Regions from separate parts of the Homo sapiens genome. Here region 2 is linked to region 1. A link is an interaction called in ENCODE POLR2A ChIA-PET data of the cell type or tissue named here. Cell type or tissue: PC-9. All regions are shown on one strand. Each heading gives the region's core, and the rest is flanking DNA. Links, peaks and the distances in the headings are about the cores only.

Region 1 (7,681 bases), core at 1,853-5,852:
TAAGTCAATCTCTAGGCTCTCTACCTTCCCTTCAATTACATGGTTGGGTCTCTTGGCAACCAGCCTTCATCCTATGATTATCTAGGGGCTTTCCAGAATTACCTCACTAACATAACCCAGGTGTGGTTGAAAATAGCTTGTTATGAATAACAAATGATGCTCCATTCACCCTTCTGTTATCACTTAGGAAATTCCAAGGGCTTTAGGAGCTCTGTGACAAAAATAGGTACAGACACCAAATATATATTTCTTATCACAGTATCACAGACCCTAATTGTTGAAAATTGATATTAGAACCTTACAGTTAAAGAAACACTATGAGTTTCTTTCCATCCCACTTAACCTTCCGTGCAGTGCTGGAATCTCTTCTATGGTATTCCTACCTCTTTCTGAAAATTTTAATGGATAGGAAACTAATGTCTTTGGAAGGTAACACACTCCATTACTGAAATATTATCATTGTTAGAGAGTTCTGATTTCTATTAAATCCAAATCTGGCTCACTGAGACTTTGGTCCGTTGTTTATAGTTTTATTCTTGAAAGCAATAAAAATTACATATCTTGCCCCCAATTTAACACTTATACCTAACATAAAATCTGCCATGAAGTACTATCAATGATTTGTTATATAAAAATTACAGGAGGTCATTGTTTTGGACTCGGCTCCTGTACTAGGCCCCAAAAAACCAGATTAAAAATAAAAATGGACTCAGCTATGCTGAAGTACCATTTCACCAAACCTGAACTAACTTGATATGTGACTTAGTAATTAGAAGAGAGAAATAACAATTTCCCAAACAGACCAGTTTAAAATCTTTAATCAGCATAATAATGAAGTTTCCTCTGCTTTAATCCTTATTCACAAAAAAGGTAGTGTAAAGTAACCTGATGTTATTTAATGAGTTATTTTTCTATTCTTCTGTCTAAAAGTAACTAATATACTCTTTGTTCTTTGTTTCTGCTTACTTCAGCCCTTCTCTGTCTATAATGCTAAACTCCTCTGCTCAGCCCGTTGGAACACTTATTCTATTTTATGAACTGAAATGTTATCCAATTCTAGAATCACAAATAAAGCCAATAGAAGTATTTAAATTAAATTTGTTGTAATTTTGTCTTTTGACACTTTCTTACAAGGGCTTGATAATGTCATTGGGAATGACCCAGTTCCCTAATGTTTGCATTTCTTGTATTGGTCAGAAATGCCTTCAGCTGCAAGGAAAAGCATACTCAAATATAATAGCTTAAGAAGTGAAGACATGCTCACATAACTAGAAATCTAGAGATAGGCAATTGCTAACGTTTGCGCAACAGTTCAGGGATGCTCAGGGATATTTTCTCTGCAGTTCTCTAGGTCTTTATGGTCATTTCCTTTGTCTAAGGCAGGAAGAAAAAGGAAGTGCTATATCTTTTATTTTCTCATGAAAGCAAATGCTTTCCCAAAAGTCCTGCAACCAGACTGCATGACTTATTTACCATTAGGTTTCCAGCCCTTAATAGAATATGGCACCTATTATGTGAGCACTAAATGTTATAAAATTAATAAATGAATGAATGTCTTATATCAACACAACCATATGAGTAAAACTCTGGCCTTAAAGGTATTCTGACTAGAGGAGAGATAAACATAAAATTAAAATACAAAGCAATCAAAAAGCTCTCACTTTTCTTTAAAGGGAAAGGAAAACAATCATAAGGAAGCAAAGTAGACTTATTTAAGTGTTATTTCTTGCTTGCTAGTAATTTAAAATTGACAAAGGGAGCTCCAGTGGCACATGTTTAATGATTATTATTTTCAAATAAAATAATAATAGAAAACATAAAATAAGTGATCAATAAGTTGGTGTTGTGGAGTCTTCCCTGGTAAAATCTCAAAACACCAAGACTAAAAGTAAAATAACAAAAGTTTTAAGGAAGGAAAAAAACCTGAAAGCTTGTGAGATATCCAAAAATCTCAGACTTCATTCCAGATCTCCTGAATCAAATCTGTATGTTAGCAAGATTCCCAGGTGACTTAGAATGTGCACATCCTTTCATTTTTTTCCTCACTTCACCATCCATTTCTCTTAATTACATTATTATGTAATAAGTGTTCTATTCTTTTACATAATTGTACTGAAGACTCCCAATATTATTATTATATTTTGTACAAGTCATTGATATAGAACTAAGTAATATGGTTTGGTCTGAGATGAAGGACATGTGTACTTTACATCAGAGTTTCACGACCTTGACACTATTAACATTTTGGGCCCCACTGTTCTTTGCTATGGAGGGCTGTCCTATGCACTGTAGGACGTTTAGCAGCATTCCAGGCCTCTACTCACTATATGTCAGTAGCAATCTCCACTCCAGTTGTAAAAACCAAAGGTATTATCAGACATTATCAAATTTTTCCAGGAAACAATATAGTCCCTGATTGAGAAACAATGCTCTACATTAAAACTTTGCCATTTGATAGGAATCTTCCAAGCCATGTTTCTAAATTTCTTTTTATATCTTTTTTTAACTCTTCAGTTTATAACCAGCTGCCACTGTTTACTGTATGTTATGTTATTCTATTACAGGCATATGTCCAAGATATTTTGGGTTCGGTTCCAGACCACTGCAATAAAGCAAATATCGCATTAAAGCCATCATATGGACTTTTTTGTTTCCCAGTGCATATAAAAGTTGTGTTTATACTATCCTATTAGTCTATTAAGTGTGCAGTAGCATTATATCTACAAATCAGTGGGCATGCCTTAATTTTAAAATGCCCTATTGCTAAAAATGCTAACAATTATCTGAAACTTCAGCGAGTTATAGTCTTTTTGCTGGTGAAGGGTCTTGCCTCAATATTGATGGCTGCTGACTGATTAGGGTGGTAGTTGCTGAAGGCTGGAGTGGCTGTGGCAATTTCTTAAAATAAGACAGCAATGAAATTTGTCACATCAGTTGACTCTTCCTTTCATGGAAGATTTCTCTGCAGCATGTGATGCTATTTGATTGCATTTTACCTACTGTAGATGTTTCAAAATTTGAGGCAATCATCTCAAACTCTGCTGCTGCTCTATCAGCTATGTTTATATCATATTCTAAATTCCTTGTTATCATTTCAACAATGTTAACAACATCTTTACAAGGAATAGATGGTGAACTTTCTCAAGAAACCACTTTTTTTGTTCATCCATAAGAAGCAACCCTTAATTTGTCCAAGTTTAATCATGAGATTGCAACAATTCGTCACGTCTTCAGGCTTCATTTCTAATTTTAATTCTCTTGCATGTCCACCATATCTGCAGTTACTTTCTTCACTGAAGTCTTGAACCCTTCATGGTCACCCATGAAGGTTGGAAGCAACTTCCTTCAAACTCCTATTAATGTTGATATTTTTACCTCCTCTCCAAAATTACCAGTGTTCTCAGTGGCATCTAGAACGGTAAATCCTTTCCAAAAGTTTTTTCAATTTACTTTGCCCAGATCCATCAGATGAATCACCATTTATGGCAGCAATAGCCTTACAAAATGTATTTCTTGCATAAGAAGACTTCATAGTTGAAATTACTCCGTGATTCATGGCCTGCAGACTGAATGTTGTGTAAACAGACGTGAAAACAACATTAATCCCTTTGTACATCTCCATTAGCAATCTTGGGTGATGAGGTGCATTGTCAATGAGCAGTAGTATTTTGAAAGAAATCTTTCTGAGCAGTAGGTCACAACAGTGGGCTTAAAATGCTCAGTAAACTATGCTATAAACAGGTACACTCTCATCTAGGCTTTGTTATTTCGTCTATAGAGCACAGGCAGAGTAGACTTAGCGTAATTCTTAAGAGCCCACAGATTTTTGGAATGGTGAATGAGCATTAGCTTCAACTTAAAACTCACCAGCTGCATTAGCCCCTGAGGGGAGAGTCAGCCTGTCCTTTGAAACTTTGGAACCAGGCATTGATTTCTCTCTAGCTGTGAAAGCTGGCATCTTCTTCCAGTAGAAGGCTGTTTTGTCACCACTGAAAATCTGTTGTTTGGTATAGCCTCTTTTATTAATGATCTTAACTGTATCTTCTGCATAACTTGCTGTAGCTTCTCCATCAGCACTTGCTGCTTCACCTGGCACTTACATGTTCTGGAGAAGTCTTCTGTTAAACCTTGTGAATCAATCTCTGCTACCTTCAAACTTTTCTTCTGCAGCTTGCTCACTTATCTCCCAGCCTTCACAGAATTGAAGAAATCTAGGGACTTGCTCTGGATTAGGCTTTTGCTTAAGGGAATGTTGTAGCTGGTTTGATCTTCTATCCAAACCACTAAAACTTTCTCTATGTCAGCAGTAAGGCTGTTTTGCTTTTTTTATGATTCATGTGTTCACTGCAGTAGCATTTTTAATTTTCTTCAATAACTTTTCTTTGCATTCACAACATGGCTAACTACTTGGCACATGAAGCCTATCTCAGCTTTCAACATGTCTTCCTTGGTAAACTTCATCATTTCTAGGTTTTGATTTTAAGTGAGAGATGTGCAACTCTTCCTTTCACTTGAACACTTAAAAATTAGGCAATTGGAGGGTTATTAATTGACCTAATTTCAATATTGTTGTGTCTCAGGGAATAGAGAGGCCTGAGGAGAAGGAGAGAGATCAGGAAACAACTGGTCAGTAGAGCAGTTAGGACACAAACATTTATGAATTAAGTTCCCCATCTTATATGGGTGAGGTTCATTGTGCCCCAAAACAATTCCAATAGTAACATGAAAGATCACTGATCACAGATCATTATAACAAATATAATAATGATGAAAAATTTTAAAATATTGTGAGAATTACCAACATGTGACACAGAGATGCGAAGTGGGCACATGCTGTTGGAAAAATGGACTTGCTCAACGTAGGCTTGCCACAGGTCTTCAATTTGTAAAAAACACACAATCTGTGAAGCTCAATAAAGCAAAGTGTCATAAAGCAAGTCTATACCTGGATTTGCTTTTTATTTGGTACTATATCTCCTTGGGTAATTTTTCAATAGAGGGTGTGTAGACATAGACTTCTTAAGTTCTTATTTGTCCAAAAATAAGACAATTTTGGACAATTAAGTTCTTCTTTGTCCAAAAATATCTCAACTTGGCTCTTAGTAGCTTGGGTGATTAAATAATTCCAAATTTAGCATTCTTTCCACCCAGAACTCTGAAGATATTGCTTCACTGGCTCATGCAGTGTTGCCTATGTGAAGTCTGATACCTGTATTATTATTCCTCATAGATTTAGGGATATATCTACTTACTACAGGTTGAGTTAGATAAAACTGGCAATGTGTGACCATTTTTTTCTTATAAAGCAACAAGTTCAGGTAGTTTAATCTAATATTTGCTATTTGTCTTTTTATTATATTTATATTATTATATTTCCTTTCCTCCCTTGATCAAATTCTTTTGAATTTTTTGGTTACATTTTTCTTTATTAGTTTGAATGCATACTTTCTTTTACTGTGAGTAATTACACTAGAAATTATAACATGCGCCATTGACTTACCAAAATCTAATGGTACTTGGCAATGTTACCTCCTCCCAGACAATACAAAGACCTTTACACACTTTCACTTCATTTACCTTCTCTTGACTTACATGTTTTTGTGTATATATAAGTTTGCTGTACATTTTAACATTAAAAAAGTTGCTATCTTTATACAATGTTGATTTAGCTTTATTCCCATCACTTTGCATTTTGGTTGCTTTCCATTCCTCCTGTGTCTTCTGGATGCCACTAAGTACTCTTTTCTTTTGGCCTGAAAAATCCCCTTTAGAGCAGTTTGTCTTGTGGATTTTATGAGTACTTATTTACTGGAGACTATCTTATCCCAGCTTTATTTTATTTTATTTATTTTATTATTTTATTATTTTATTTTTTTGAGACAGGGTCTCACTCTGTAGCCCAGGCTGGGGTGCAGTGGCACAATCACGGCTCACTGCAGCCTTGACCTCTTGGGCTCAAGCAATCCTTCCCCTTCAGCCTCCCTAGTAGCTGGGACTACCCACATCCACCTAATTTTTAAAAAATTTTTTGTAGAGATGAGGGCTCACTCACTATGTTGTCCGGGCTGGTCTCAAACTCCTAGGCTCAGGTGAATCTCCCACCTTGGCCTCCCAAAATGTTGGGATTATATGCCTGAGCCACCGTGCTGGCACCATATTTATACTTGATGAATATTTGATTGGCTATAAAATTCTAGGTTGGCAGGTGTTTTCTTTTAGTGCCTTAATGACATCCATTCCACCGATTTTAATTAGGAGGAGTCAGGGTCAGTATTACTGTTACTCCTTTAAAGACAATGTCTTTAATATTTTTTCCCTTTGTTTTTGGCTTTCTATTTCTACACTTTCACTATATTTGGATGTGGATTTCTTTCTTTTCTTTCCCCTTTCTTTTTAAATCATGCTTGAAACTCAATGAACATCTGAAATCTGTAGATTGAGATCTTTTATCAGGGAACTTTTCAATCATTATCTCTTTAAATACCTTATTTCATCATGTTCATAATACTGTCGATTATAACTTGCATGATTAATTCACATATCCAAGAAAAAAAAAGAAGAGACTCATGGCTGATTAAATAAACTCTAACATACACCACTGTCGCTTAAGAATTTGGATCTTATTCTTCTTGCAGAAGCTCTTTTTCTAAGATAAAATTGTGTTATATGTCATTGTTTAGATCTATATACATTGGGGTTCTGCAGAGAAACAGAGCCAATATGGATGTGTATACAGAAATAAATATATTTATTTTGAGGAATTGACTCATGTGATTGTGAAAGCTTAGTCAGTCCAAAATCTGATAGGAGAGGCTAGCAGGCTGGACACTCTGGAAAGAGTTTTAGTTCGAGTCCAAAGGCAGTCTATTGGGAAATCAAGAAGAACCAATATTGCACATGAAGTCTAAAGTCAGTCTGCTGGATAATTCCCACCAGCTTAGATGAGGTCAGCCTTTTGTTCCATTCAGGCCTTCAATGGATTGGATGAGGCCCACCCACATTATGAAGCACACTTGCTTTACTCAGAGTCTACTGATATAAATAAATGTAAGACTCATCCAAAAATACACCCATGGAAACATACAGAATAATGCTTGACCTGATATGTGGGCACTGGGGCCCAGCCAGGTTGATACATAAAATTCATCATCACAATACCCATCAAGGAAAATATATGCAAAACAATTACCAACATAGATATTCCTAAAACTTTTTCCCACTAAGAATCCAAATTTTCCTAATCACATTTTGACTACTGTCCGTGTATAGCATTTTCTCAAAGATTCCATAAAGGAACAAAAAGCCATAGTGATAGGCTCTCAATCTGGCTTTGAAATTATGTAAAGCTAGCCTACTACTGACCTCCTTGAGAACATTGTTAAACAGTTCTGATTGAGCTCCTTCATTCCCTCCCCACAAACATTTGTTTCCTAGGAAAGTGAAGAGAGTGCTCCATTATTGTCCTTGAGATTTTATTCCAAATAACTGACCTCCCATTCTGGAAGTTTTCATGGTTATCCTTTTGATATTCAAACATGCACAAGAATGATCATTGATAACTGATGCCCAGCTTCAGTAAAAGTGATATGCTATCAACTGTAAGATACATCTTTATTTAGAAAAGGTAAAGTATGAAAAATAAATATGCAACTCAACATCAATTAAAGAATTTATAACCTCT
Region 2 (7,681 bases), core at 2,021-6,020, 250 kb after region 1:
GAGTTGTCATCATAAAAAGGGAGATGAGCTGGAAGTGGTGGCTCACACCTGTAATTACAGCACTTTGGGAAGCCAAGGTGGGAGGATTGCTTGAGCCCAGGAGTTCAAGACCAGCCTGGGAAGGTGAGACCCTGTCTCTACAAATAAAAAATTGAAAAATTAGCCAGATGTATTGGCATGCACTTGTAGTCCTAGCTACTGGGAGGCTGATATCTGGGGATTCCTTCAGCCCAGGAGTTCAAGGAGGCTGCAGTAAAGGGGTTGTGAATCTGTCACTGCACTGTAGCTTGGGCAACAGCCTGGACAACAGAGGGAGAGTCTCAGAAAAATAATTTTAAAAAGGAGATGAAAATAAGTGGTCAATTGCACTATTTGTTTCTAAGATGATAAGCTACTATAATGAGAAGAAAGGTGTGCATATTTTCCCTCTTCCCATTTCTCATTCATTCAGCCTATATTGAGTACTTGCTCTATACAAGTCCCTGTGCTGGGCACTAATGATAATAAAAAACTAATGACATAGCTGATGCTCATGGAGCATTTCCTATGTGCTAGGTACTTTTTTAGGAGCTCTGCAGGTATTAACTCACTTAATCCTCACAACAACTTCTGAGGAGATACTATTTTAATCCCTAGGGACAGAGTAATGAATAAGGCAGTGCCTATCTCTGGAGCAGCTGACAGAATTTGGGGCAAGTTATTGATTTCCAAAACAGGGAGAGAAGTCTTACTAGAGTGATAAGAACAAAAAGGCTGAGGGTGCCTGGAGAAAGAAGAAACTAACTCTGAAAGAGTTTGGGAAGGCTTCATGGTAGAATAAAAAGAATATGCAATAATATTGGGGCTTGAAGATAGGTTCTGGAAATGGAGAATTTAGTGTCACTGAAGGGAAATCAAACCAAACTCTTATTTATTTATTTATTTATTTATTTGATAGGGTCTAGCTCCATCGCCCAGGATAGAGTGCAGTGGTGTGATCATGGTTCACTGTAGCCTCTACCTCCTAGGCTTAAGCTATCTTCCTGCCTCAGCTCCCCCTGTAGCTAGGACTACAGGCACATGCCACCTTGCCTGGCTAATTTTTAAATATTTTGTAGAGATGGAGTCTCACCTTCTTGCCCAGGCTGGTCTCAAACTCCTGGGCTCAAGCAATCATCCCACCTCTGCCTAACAAAGTGCTGGGATTACAGGTATGAGCCACCATGCCCAGCAGCTTTTTTGTCTTAACCAGGAACCATGCCGAACATTTGGCATACATTATCTCAGTTAATTTCCCCCATTTCATATTATTAGCCTTTACAGCAGAAGAGTGAAAATTCAAACAGCAGAGCTAATAAGAAAGTGAGCCAAAATTGAATCCAGGTCTGTCTGAAAAGAGGGGTATATATGAAGAGTATGGGCATCCAAGATGGGAGGAAAGATTGTAAAGAGGCTGAGGAAACGTTGTTCCCTTTACATGACTATTGGAGAAAGATGGAGCTTCTATATACACAGCCACAGGATTTGCCAAACCAGAGAGATACAGTTATTTATAGTTACATAGCTTGACAAAGGGTTTTTGAAAAGTTTGTGAATTTACTTATACCTTTACAAGTTCTAAAAATGAATTTCCATTTAGGGACGCATTTAACACAATGCCAATGTAGAAAATATAAAATTACATGAAATTCTAACTCTACTGGAAAATCTGGGATCGGCCTAGAGCAAACACATTGATATGCTAGCTTCCTCTCAATTAAGCCTGGGAAATGTGATTGACTGTGACTCTATGCTTACAAAAAGATTCTTTCCCCCTTATTCAATTCAGTAAAGACATAGACATGGGTAGCACATGGGCGCAGTGATTAACAAGAGTGGTTGCCTCCAGAAATTAAACTCAGAAGTAGTAACGAAAGAGAATATCTTAAAATTTTTTAACTAAATCCACCTTGAAAACATCACACCTCTCTACTCTTTTGTCTATAATGATTTGCAAAGAACATATGCTTAATTCTAATCGCAATATGGATCCAACATAAAAAGCCAAGATATCTTTCTAATGTATCGACCCAATAATAAAGATACTTAATAGATGGCTAAGAAGTAACCACGAATGGCTAAAATAAAGCATCCTTGAGAAAGAATGGTCCAGAGGACAGAGGAATAAGACCCCAAGAGGTGGACTGTTGATTAAATAGTAGGCTAAATTTGGACTTTATCCTAAAAGCAATGGCAAGTCACTGAGCAATTTTAAGAAACATGATATGAGTTTTGACCATGGAGATCAAGGGTACCATGAGAGTACATGGTTAAGATTTCTAAATCAAGTGAGGAAATCAGGGAAGGCCTCACAGAGCAAGTGACATTGAGGAACCAAAGGAAGAGAAGAGCTAATGGATGAAGAAGAGGATGATAGTGTTCTAGGCAGAGAAAATGTAAGAATTGCACATTCAAGGAACTGAACAAAGTTCAAAAATGGCTGAAGCATGACTGAGGAGATGAGGGAGAGGGATGCGATGAGAGAAGTAAGCAGTGCACAGATCGTACTTCCTGCTGCCTTGGAAGTAGTTTTCAGAGTTTAGACAAAACAAAAAACAAACAAAAAAAACCTTATGTTTAAAAGAAAGATGATCTAGCTACAACATGGGGAAGGGCCGAAAGCCTCTGGATGTGGTCCTTATGAAAACAAGTACATACTTCCGTGGAATATCTTATCTTTGCATAAACTTACTTAGCTGGAAAAATATCTTTTGCCCACTGATTTTTCTTGGTTGACAAAGTGGAACGTGGGATTAAAATAACAGGGGTCTCTCAAAGCTTGCAAAGAAAGAAACAATATTTTCTGAAGATTTAATTGTATGTTCCAGGCAAGCCGGATGAGAGCAGAGATGGAGAAAGTTACCAAAAATTGAAAGGAATCTGGCCAGAGTATGCATTTGTCTAGATGCAAAAACCTATCTAAAGAGAGAACTGATTGTCCCTGTGACAACAAACAAACAAACAAACAAAGCAAATGTTGGTGCTGTGATTCTACATACTATCCAAGAGGGAGAGAATCTTGCCCAGTGGACTTTGAATAATATGGCACCATTGCAAAATCATTCCTGTAGTGGAGACAAATGCTTCAGACCAATTATCTCAACCCTGATAACCAAGAGAATCACATATGGTTTTTAAGAGAAAACAAATACAAATGTCTTGCCCTAATCGTAGGTCTGAAATGGATCCCAAGCTTCTGAAAATTTTGTAGACTCCAATAGTCCCAGAGACATAGCCAGAGTGGAGAATCACCACTGTGTCAGGTAATCTTAGCCTGACATTGGAATAAATTTAATCTCTTTATACAGATTCTATGATCATGCTACAATCTTCTGCTTATAATTTGGTTTCACCTGTAGGTCTTCACGGAGGGAAAGAATGTGCTGATTCCTGCTACACAATTATTCCAGGGCAAATGATAACTACATTTCTTTTTAAAAATTGATCAACTAATATTGGCAATTTATATAACAATCTTGATATGCCCAGTTAATATAAATCTGACTTTGAGAGAATAATACTTCTCTCTATGTAATGACAAATCGGGTTTCAGAGGCTGTAAGTCTCAAAGCTCAGATTCTGGATCATCTAACTTCACCAAGATAATGTCATCATTTGAAGCTTTGTAGGGGTTAGCTAGCAGGAGTTACTAACTGATTTTTATTAACCTTACACAAATGCTTTATTTCCCTCCAGAAATTATCAATCAACAGTATTTTAAACTGAAGCACAAATAGTAGTGGTTTAGAAGTGAGATTCCAGGTACTGGGACATTGAACACATTCTTTAATGAGTCCTCTGGTTATACTTAAACTATTAGCCCCACTTACCTTAAAAATATTGTTTTCATCATCAAGGGAAAGTGTTCCCTGCAGTGTATTAAGCTGTTCTAGGGTGAGAGGGAAAATATTATAATTTAAAAGTGGAAATGAATATAAAAGATGCATCATAAACTTCACAGACGCAGCAGCAGGTACTAAAAGAGGTCTTTATTTTATTAAAATATTAAACGACTATTCAACTGAGTAAGCTCAGCTTCAGTGGGTATTGTTCTGGCTTTGTAACAGCAGTCGTTACCCTTTTTCAAATGTAAATGGGGGGTATCTTTTGTCATCAAGAAAAGTTGCAAGAAACAATGGAGAACGGAAGAAATGTCATAAAAGCAAATGGAAGAAGCACAGAGGTGGATAATTCAGCTGCAACATCCTTGAAAACGTGCCAAAAATCTTTATCTACTGAGGGAGCTGCAGTGGGGAATGAGAAATCTCTTATCCCAGAAAGGAAGGCTTCTTGTTTTCCTGCAGAGCTGGCAATGGGCCAGAGTAGCCATCCAGAGGAAAATGGAAGAATAGAGTTTGCTAGAAGGAGTCCCAGGTGAAAGCAAAGAGACTTGTGAGTGAAAGGGAAGAAAACAATCGCTTGCTGTTTTCCACCGCTTTCTAAGGAAGGACAGTGCTAGATGCAGGCTGGGTACCTGCAGGTCCTTAGGACTTCCATAGGAGATACCCCCAGAAGATAAAAGAAAAGCTGACACCTCTGTAATGGCTCAGATAGCAAAAAGAAGCTTGACCTCTTAACATTCCAGCTATATGTGTACCCTTACCACATAGTCCAGGTCTAAGCCGAAAAGAATGGTCACCCCACAGCACCAATTTGTATGAGACCTCCATTTAAACTGGTGTTAGAAATATAGAAATAAAGTAAGGGAGAGGACATGGCATTTTTTTTTTCTCAAAATGCATCTCTCTGGGCTCACAATATGGCTAGTGAATGAGTGGTCATGCAAACAGATCTGGGAATTAGAAAGCCCTGACTTTGAACACCAGGTCTGCTGCCTACTGGTTGTATGATCTTGTATACATTACTTAACCTCTCTGGGTTTCCTTTGCCTCATTTATTAAATCAGAAAACAATATATTTTCCACAGAGTTGTTATAAAAGTTAAATAAGGTGCCCGATACACGGTTTGGCATAGAGCATCCTAACCAGGAATGAAATGGTAGTAGGGCAAGAGAATATTTTGAACTGTGATCCACTGTCTTCCCCACTCCACCTCCACCACTTCCACCTCAACTCCCCATTTCATTTCTTCACATAGACTCTGTGACACTTTCCTCAGCCCTGGCAGCTGCAGTAAATTCCCCCTTTGCCTTAGAGAAGGTTGTGAGCATGGAACTAAGGAAGAAAGTAACTGATTGGCTCTCGAGTTTCAAGAACTGTGATCTAAGTGTTACTCAACAAAATATTTATAAGAATAAATGATTACATTTTATTTTCTTTCTCCACACCAAGTAAATATTCCAGGACTGAGAAGAGAGGATGACTGTTGAGACAGACAGGATTCGAACAGAATAGGGAGAGACAGCTGAAGGTGGCCAAAGTACCATTTGTTGTCAGCCCAAAGCAGTCACCAGCAGAGAACTGGCTCAGTGCCCACATATAGTTCCCTTTCCATTCCTGGACCCCTGTGCATCACCTGACTTGAGCAGCTATATTAGCTTTCTTCTCATCAGCTAGTGAGGTCCACCCAATGACAGCAGCCAACATGTCATCCAAGGATCACCCAATGATTGTCTGAAAGTGATCCCCATTTTTTCCCTCAAGACTTTGTTCAGAACTATCCAACCCATTCTGCAATTCCCCTCAGTGACCAGAACACTCATTGGTCCAGGCAACTTAGATGGGTGATAGTGGTTCAAATAGAAGTCCTTCATATCTAGCCAAGATATTATTTGGTGGAACCAGATGGAAAACTAGCACTGAAGGAGGACAGTGTGGCACTCCTGCACTTCCTATATTATAACAACTATTGTCATTTTAATTTATACCCATAAAATCCCCAGGCAAATTCTGACCATCCTCTATTATGAATTTAATCTCAAGAAGCAAAATAAATCTACTCAGTATTCTATGATTGTAGGAAAAACCCACTAGCTAATAAACAAATAAATAAATAAATAAATGGTCTATTTTCTGACTCCTTGAGCCATACAGCTGGAAATAAAAAGGCCCATTTCCACAGTAGCAAAATAATCAATTACTGTCCTAAGCCATCCCTAAAATGTCAATGAGTCTTTAAAGGATCCTGAAGCTTACCTTTGCCCCTCTACTTAGCAAGGCTCCTACAATGGCTTCTTCACAGTTCAAAGTGGCTGGAGAACTGTCCATAGATTAAGAAGGGAAAATCCAGCTGGCCACGGTGGCTCATGCCTGTAATCCCAACACTTTAGGAGGCCCAGGTAGGCAGATCACCTGAGGTCAGGAGTTCAAAACTAGCCTGGCCGACATGGTGAAACCCTGTCTCTACTAAAAATACAAAAATTAGCTGGGCATGGTGGCATGTGCCTGTAGTCCCAGCTACTTGGGAGGCTGAGGCACGAGAATCACTTGAAGCCAGGAGGCAGAGTTTGCAGTGAGCCGATATCGTGCCACTGCACTCCAGCCTGGATGACAGAGCGAGAACCTGTCTCAAAAAAAAAAAAAGGAAAATCCATTATCACTAAACCAGCTTTAAAAAGTTATGCAGAGCCAAGTGCAGTGGCTCACACCTGTAATCTCAGCACTTTGGGAGGCTGAGGTGGGCAGATCACCTGAGGTCAGGAGTTTGAGACCAGCTTGGCCAACATGGCGAAACCCCATCTCTACTAAAAACACAAAAATTAGCGGGGCTTGGTGGTGCACAGCTGTAATGCCAGCTACTTGGGAGGCTGAGGCATGAGAATTACTTAAACCTAGGAGGCAGAGTTTGCAGTGAGCCGAGATCGTGCCACTTCACTACAGCCTAGGCAACAGAGCCAGACCTTGTCAAAAAAAAAAAAAAAAAAAAAAAGGCAGAAGAAGAAGGTCAAGGATGGCTCAAGAATTTTCTATGGGGACATGGAAAATAATTTTCAAAATTTCCAACTTGCCCCTGAGAATTCAGGTAGCCTGTGATGCTCCTGGGTTTTGCTGCACATGAAACACTGGACATATGAATAAGCCAGAAAAAGCAAGTAGGTATTCAGTGAAACAAAGCAAGTAATAAGGTGTGAGTTTTCCATGCAGAATGTGCTCTAAGAATAATGTTGGGTAAAGGAAGCATTTGTGAAGAATGCCTGTGAGATAAAACATCGTCAAGCAGTTTGGCTTGACTTCTATCTTCCTTCCCTTGATGGGTATTATAAAGAGAGTCCACAGGGCAAATTTTGGAACAGGATGTATCTGAAGCCTTCCTAAATGAACTCCAGTATTTATGACACTAATATAGTACAGAAAGTGTTGAAACTCTGTAACACATTGTACATTAAAATCTTGACCCTCCTCTTTCCTTAACCAGTATCATACTGTACCACTGTATCTTTCCCCCACTTTTTCTTCATTCTGTTTTCAACTGATTGTAAAGGGAATTTGAGCTACATTTTAGAGAAAATAAGAATGCCAATAACTGGTAGAGTGTGAGCATCATAAAGCCAGTAGCCAGGTCTGTCTTTTTCACTGCTCTAACCATAGCAGTGTCTAGTTCATAGTCAATCTCTACTCATTTATTCACTCACTCATTCATTCATTCATCAGTCACTCTGCAAGCATTTATGGGGTACCAACTAGACACAAGATACGTTCCAAGAGATTAATACATAACAGGGAACAAAATAGATGAAGTCCCTGCCTTCACAGGGCTTGTAGT

Evidence for each region. ChIA-PET counts read pairs that join two places held together with the same protein. Peaks named below come from ENCODE experiments on the same cell type or tissue, not always from the same donor. Only the 100,000 strongest peaks of a DNase experiment are listed, where the experiment ranks them.
Region 2: POLR2A ChIA-PET joins it to region 1 with 5 read pairs; 2 of 35 experiments call an interaction of 5 or more read pairs at or near these places.

What each region holds. Positions count from the first base shown.
Region 1 is chr11:27,991,163-27,998,843 of GRCh38, reverse strand. It overlaps LOC124902655 (a long non-coding RNA gene), which reads left to right. Exons shown (of 2, transcript XR_007062636.1): 2 at 1-2,629. Among named protein-coding and RNA genes, the nearest start is that of MIR610, 62 kb to the left of the region's middle. In PC-9, for the core only: no CTCF peak of the experiment used is centred there; a DNase peak (open chromatin) is centred at 3,523.
Region 2 is chr11:27,737,274-27,744,954 of GRCh38, reverse strand. No RefSeq gene overlaps it. Among named protein-coding and RNA genes, the nearest start is that of BDNF, 41 kb to the right of the region's middle. RefSeq lists an enhancer at 3,746-4,437. In PC-9, for the core only: no CTCF peak of the experiment used is centred there; no DNase peak of the experiment used is centred there.